Regions from separate parts of the Homo sapiens genome. Here region 2 is linked to region 1. Evidence: chromatin contacts called from ENCODE Hi-C or POLR2A ChIA-PET data. All regions are on one chromosome and are shown on one strand. The core of a region is the stretch at or near the end of the contact, and the rest is flanking DNA. Distances in the headings are between cores, read along the strand shown. Region 1 holds the start of LINC02317 (long intergenic non-protein coding RNA 2317). Region 2 has its middle 22 kb from the start of CALM1.

The links. Hi-C counts contacts between places; a loop is a spot of excess contacts on that map. ChIA-PET counts read pairs that join two places held with the same protein, here RNA polymerase II (POLR2A). Pooled maps may share reads with other maps.
Region 2: a loop to region 1 is called in a map of gastrocnemius medialis, with 2.1 times the contacts of the local background. The contact joins the enhancer-like site here to the promoter of LINC02317 in region 1. A Hi-C loop is called at or near these places in 9 of 168 maps with a recorded cell type or tissue (A673, Calu3, dorsolateral prefrontal cortex and 5 more) and 6 of 50 pooled maps. POLR2A ChIA-PET finds 5 or more read pairs at or near these places in 8 of 52 experiments (A673, PC-3, Panc1 and 5 more).

The regions. Positions count from the first base shown.
Region 1 is chr14:90,453,610-90,456,696 of GRCh38, reverse strand. LINC02317 (long intergenic non-protein coding RNA 2317) reads left to right here and starts at 1,580. Exons shown (of 3, transcript NR_146492.1): 1 at 1,580-1,600; 2 at 1,793-1,946. LINC00642 (long intergenic non-protein coding RNA 642) reads right to left here and starts at 1,467. Exons shown (of 4, transcript NR_033986.1): 1 at 1,319-1,467; 2 at 146-255. RefSeq lists enhancers at 1,601-2,218, 1,998-2,292, 2,219-2,836.
Region 2 is chr14:90,417,702-90,420,788 of GRCh38, reverse strand. No RefSeq gene overlaps it. Among named protein-coding and RNA genes, the nearest start is that of CALM1, 22 kb to the right of the region's middle. RefSeq lists a silencer at 1,378-1,578. Within about 2 kb of position 1,433, at least 13 of the 41 ENCODE cell types and tissues checked have a DNase peak (open chromatin) inside an H3K27ac peak, as active enhancers do; they include PC-3, dorsolateral prefrontal cortex and gastrocnemius medialis, where a contact is called at or near this core.

The DNA of each region.
Region 1 (3,087 bases), core at 331-2,830:
GCAGCTCAGGGACACTGATGGGCTGTCTGTGCAGTGGGGAGGTGGGAGGAGGAGTGGCACCCCACAGACAGGCCTGCAAAGAAGGGGTTGGTCCGCACTCCTCCCGGAGCTCCATGGAGCAGGGAAAATGTCACCCCAGAAGCACCTGTATACAGGGATCAATTCGGACCGCCCACAGTGAAGGCCACTCTGAATTGTAAAAGTTCCCCAGTCTTATTCTTCACTGTACTTGCATTTCTTCTGCAACATGTCCTTCTATATATAATTCAGAAAACATAACCTGAATGGACGAATGCCAGCCCTCTCCCCAGCTCCTGTCTGCCTGGTAAACTTCTGGTTCACCATAAGGCTCAGCAATGAGCTGTATCCTCATCCTCAACCCAGCCTTCAGGACTCCCTCCCTGTGCTCCAGATGCCCACGCTGACCTCTGCTCACACTCACAGCAGCATTGCAAGTGCCTGTTTCCCCACTGGGTCTCGTTCTCCTCTGCACTCCTAGCACTTAGCACAACGCCTTGCATAGGTCATCTTGAATGCATATGTGAAAGTGTCCTGCTTGCATGCCTCTGGAGACAGGGAGCTCACTATCACAAGACCGCTCATTCTGACAACTTCAAAGTTCTTCCTTAAACACAGCTGAAATCTACCTGTCAGAAACTTCTACCTGGGAACCTTAGGGAGGCTGCCAGTGCCACACTGAACCAGCCAGCTGCCTCTTCCACAAGACCACTCTTCAGAGTTGACTCTCTCTCCATTGTCCTCTGCAGCACCCACCAAAAGGTAGTGGGATATGGGTCAGACATTCACATTCTAAGTCACCAAGCTTGGCTCCCAGGAAGCCTCCCTAAGGTTAGAGGTTCTGGTCCTACTACTCCCTCAGATACCTGCACCCTCACCCTGGTCCCACTGGGACATCACCCCAACGGCCCAGAACTGTAGGGCACAAGTCTCGACGCCAGAGAACCCAGGTGGAGGGTAGAGGGTGGGCCTTGCAGCCTCCCTGGGTGTGAGAGTATCTGTCGCCACCCTTTCCTGATGCAGGTTAGGGGATGCCAAGTCCTAAAGAGGAGGCAGTTTTCTCAAAAATCACCCAGGGAATCTGTGCTGATCTCAAACTAGAGCTGAGAGAGGGAGAGACGCAGGCAAGGAAGAGGAGGGAGCAATGCGCTAGGATCAAATTCCACAGTTGACCTGACATAAGCCAGCTCACTGTGATTTACGCGCCACCGTCCTTGGGGTGGCAGAAGAGCTGAAATCCTTTCTGACATCTCAGGACCAAACTTGTCAAATCTCAGCAACAGCTTTTCCCCATCAGCACCCCAGGCTCTCTGAAGACTGTTCCTCGGAATAGCCTGGAGCTGCCGAGCCAGCCGCGACGGCTCCCGCCAGACTACACGCCTGGCTAAGAGCTCAAACGAGTCACAATGGGGAGGCTAGTGACCCCCATCCAGGGACGGCTCCCGCCAGACTACACGCCGGGCTAAGAGCTCAAACGAGTCACAATAGGGAGGCTAGTGACCCCCATCCATTCCCATGGCATCGTTTGAAGGGCTCTGGAGCCAGCCGCCTGGGTTCGAATCCTGACTGTCCCCCTCACCAGGTCCGTGGCCTTGGCCATCACTCAACCTGGCCCAGCCTCAGAGTCAGTGCTTGTCTCTGAACAATTAGGGCTGCGTGGGGGGCTAATATTTAGGACACGAATAAAATAATGTATAAGGCTTAGCCCAGTGTGTGCTCTTTAGAAAACATCAGTTAACATTAACCATCATTCCATATGTTCACTTCCTGCCAGGCTCTGGGGAGGAAAGGGAGCCCATGGCAGACCAGACCCCTGGCCGGCCAGGGTCCCCGGGGTCTGCGAGGAGGACGTTCATGGGCGAGTGTGTGGTGGTGGGTGAACTGCGGCAGAACCCGAGATTAACAGCTGGAACCCTCTCCTCTTGCAGGTGAGGAAGATGACACCTGGCAACACTATGCCTCACCCCTAGTTAGTGGCTCAGCCCAGACCTCGGGCTCCCGCCTAGCCCAGGACTCTGCCCGACTGTGGCCTTCTGGGCAAAGCTGGCACCAGGGTCAGAAGCCTGGGGAGCAGAGAGGCCCATTGTTAAGGCTGGGAGGCGGAGTCAGGAAGCCCAGGATGTAAACCAATGGGAGACCACGGTGATGATGTAATGCTCGGCCTTCACCTTCATTGGCTGCCGGTCCTGCCACTCCAGACCCTGCTCTGGGGCTCTGCCTTTCGCCGCAGGTTCTCCCGCAGAGGGGGTCATTGGTCTGGGAAGGAGATTGAAGAGTGGGGGTTGGAGGCTGAGGACTGAGCCGGGAGCTGTCGTCCTTCCCTGAGCCTACCAGGGAACTGACTGCTGCCTTTACTAAACACAAAGCTCCTGGGCGAGCCCGGGGAGCGGGTTCTAAACACCCCACCTCCTGGGGCAGCGCCGCGCCTGGCGTCTGCGGGGATGCAAATCTCAGGAGTGTTAGGAGGAGACAGAGGCACCAGCCCCGCTAGCCTGGGAGGCAGCCTGGTACCCAGGAGGGAGGAGGGTGGGGGCCTGGGTCAGCAGAAATAAAGCATGCAGCTCTGTACTTACCACCTCCTCTAAACATCTGTGATGATTATAGGTCTGGGTGAAAAGCGTGGGACCCTCAGCCCAGAGCCGCACAAGACTTGGATTTGCTTTGGAAACCACTGTGCTTTTCAACAAGATCGTTCAAATGGCCTGGGTGGAGACGGGGAGCTGGAGAGTTGGGGATGGAAGCCGATTTTAAGCCTGGAGGAATCCAAACTGCACACAGTAGTCCAAGGCCCTGCCCCGCCTCCGTCCACCACCATCCTCCCCCCGCACCCCCGCCATGAGGTCCATGACTGTATCCTCATTTCACAGATGAGGAGACAGGCACAGAGCAGCAGCCATGGCCATGTGGCCGGTCACGCAGTGGAGGGAGGCCCGGGGGCAGGAGAGGGGCGCCTAAGGCCACACAGCAGGGCTGCGCCGGCGCGCATGGCTGAGAAGCAGGTTCCAGGAGTTTCTGGGAGTTCTTGCTCAACATCAAGAAACTTCCACCAGGATCCACGGGGGGAAGTGG
Region 2 (3,087 bases), core at 184-2,683, 36 kb after region 1:
GCGGTGGCTCACACCTGTAATCCCAGCACTTTGGGAGGCCGAGGGAGGCGGATCACGAGGTCAGGAGATCGAGACCATCCTGGCTAACACGGTGAAACCCCATCTCTACTAAAAATACAAAAGATTAGCCAGGCGTGGTGGCAGATGCCTGTAGTCCCAGCTACTCAGGAGGCTGAGGCAGGAGAATGGCGTGAACCCGGGAGGTGGAGCTTGCAGTGAGCAGAGATCGCGCCACAGCACTCCAGCCTGGGCGAAAGAGCAAGACTCCGTCTCAAAAAAAAAAGGCATCAGGCCGGGCATGGTGGCTCACACCTGTAATCTCAGCACTTTGGGAGGCCAAGGTGGGCAGATCACTCGAGGTCAAGAGTTCGAGACCAGTTTGGCCAACATGGTGAAACCCCATCTCTACTAAAAATACAAAAATAAGCCAGGCATGGTGGCAGGCACCTGTAATCCCAGCTACTTGGGAGGCTGAGGCAGGAGAATCACTTGAACCCGGGAGGCGGAGGCTGCAGTGAGCTGAGATCGCACCACTGCACTCCAGCCTGGGTGACAGAGCGAGACTCTGTCTCAGAAAAATAAAATAAAGTGCATCAGTATGTTCATCAGCTGGCCGAACAGGTGGACCTATTTGACGCTGCGAGGTAAGTTCTGTTACCACGTGCGAGGTAAGTTCTGTTGGGAGCTGAGAAAGACAGGCCTCCAGAATGACATGGGGCAGAACTGGAAGAGAAAACTTGGCCGATTAGGCCATTGTGTCCATGGGGGACTGCCCAGGAGGCAATCAGAACACCGAATGGGGGAATCCAGTCATTTGTGGCTTGCTGGGTGGAAGGTGCTGGCTGGGGCATCGGGAGGCCGGGGTTCAGTCCTGGGCTTACCACCCTCTGCAAGTGGGACTTTGGTTGGTTCTCTGTCTCTGTTTGGGACCAAATTCTTCACCTATTAAGTGGGAGCCTGGGGCTGGGTGTGGTGGCTCATGCCTGTCATCCCAGAACTTCGAGAGGCCAAGTGGGAGGATCACCTGAGGCCAGGAGTTCAAGACCAGCCATGGCAACATAGCTGGACACTGTCTCTACCAAAAAAAAAAAAAAAAGTGGGAGCCTAGACCAGTTATCTCAGCATAACTTTCCAGCTCCAAACATTAAGAAAACCAGCCTCATTCTACCTCTTCCTTGGGAGGACTCTGGAGAAACCCTGGGTGTGGCAGGGTTTTCTCCCTGCCAATATGCTTGGCATTCAGGAAGAGCAGGATGTCACTGAGGCTCTTGCCGCCGGCGCCCGGGCCAGGAGGCCTGCAGGCCCGCCTGGAGCAGGTGAGGATTCAGGATGTGAGTGGGTTTTTCCCTGAAGCTTCTCAGGCCAGAGCCGAGGGAAATATCAGCATCCTGGCAGTTTGCCACCTGAGTCAGCCCAGCTTTGGCTCATTCGAGGAAAACTAACTGCAGGAAGCTAGGAAGTCTGATGTGTGGCAGGATGTGTGTGTGTGTGCGTGTGGGAAGGCGCATGCCCTTGTATGGGCCTATCCATGGGAAAGGGTTCACAGGTGTGCGATGCTGGCATTCGTCTGATACATACCATCGTGGCCATAACAGCCTTAAAATATTCTAAAGCTTCCTTACCTGCTGGTAAAAGCCACCGGCCTCAACACCCCCTGAGGGCCCCCTGCTGCCCCAGCTCCCTCCCTGGACCCCTGGGACCTCCCCCATGAGCCTCCAATTGAAGGGTTAACTCTCAACCCTGCACCAGCAAAAGCAAGAGAGTGTTCTGGTTGGTGGAAAGAACAGGGGACCCTCCCTGTTGTTACACATCTTGACAATTGCCCTGTGACTATGTACATGTGTGTATGTCCATGTGAAGGTTTGCATCTTCAAGCTCATACAGGCCAGCTTCACTAGAGAGCCTGTCACTCATCTCACCACAGCAGTTTAATAAAAGGTGTCCCCTTCCATGGTTTCAGAGGAAGGAGTCTGAAGTTTGGAGGCAGGAGAAAGGGGTTCCCTGCCCAGCAGGGCTCAGGGGCCCAGGTAGGAAAAGTAGCTCAGAGAAGCTGACAACCTGCCGAAATCACTCAGCTAGTAAAGAGAGGAGCTGAGGTTTGAACCCAAACATCCTGGATTGCACTAAGCCTGGGGTTTTATACTCTGAATCAGCCTGGGGATGAACAGCAGCTGCACCTCAGCTCAGCTTCCCAGCTTGCAAAGGTTTCTGACATCTATGGAGCCTCCCAACTCATTCATTCAGTAGGTGAGGTCCTGCGAGCCTAAGTGGCAGAGCCAGGGCTCAAACCCAGATATCAGTGACTCAGTGACTGGGTTCTTAGCATTGTCCCCACAGGCAGCAAAATGGGCACAGGGACTGTGGGGCACAAGCTATCTTCTCACTTGTGATATGCAGCATCACACACACTGGGCCAGCATTTTCTTAGGTCACTGAAAACCTGCTAAGATGCATGTATCACTGACCAAAACAAGGGAGACCAAAAGATGGGAGCAACCCAAATGTCCGTCAACTGATGAATGGGTAAACAAAATGTGGTATGTCCAGACAGTGGAATATTATTCAGCCATAAAGAGGAACAAAATACTGATACCTGCTACAATGTGGATAAACCTTGAAAACACCATGCTAAGTGAAAAAAGCCAGACAAAAACCACATATGGTATGATTCCATTTATATGAAATTTTCCGAGTAGGTAATTCCATAGAGGCAGAACACAAATTGGTGGTTGCCAGGGGCTGGGAGGAAGGGGGAATGGGGAGCGAGCGGTAATGAGCACAGGGGTTTCTTTTGGGTGATGCAAATGTTTTGGAACTAGATAGAGGTGGTGGTCGTACAGCACTTTGAATGTACTAAATGCCATTGCATTGTACGCTTTAAAATGGTTAATTTTATCTTATATGAATTTCGTCACAGTTTTTAAAAAAACAAGGGAGAGGCTGGGCACAGTGGCTCACGCCTGTAATCCCAGCATTTTGGGAGGCAGAGGCAGGAGGATCACTTTAGCCCGGGAGTTCGAGACCAGTCTGGGCAACATAGTGAGATCCCTCCTCTATAAAAAATAAATAAACAAACAAATAAATAAA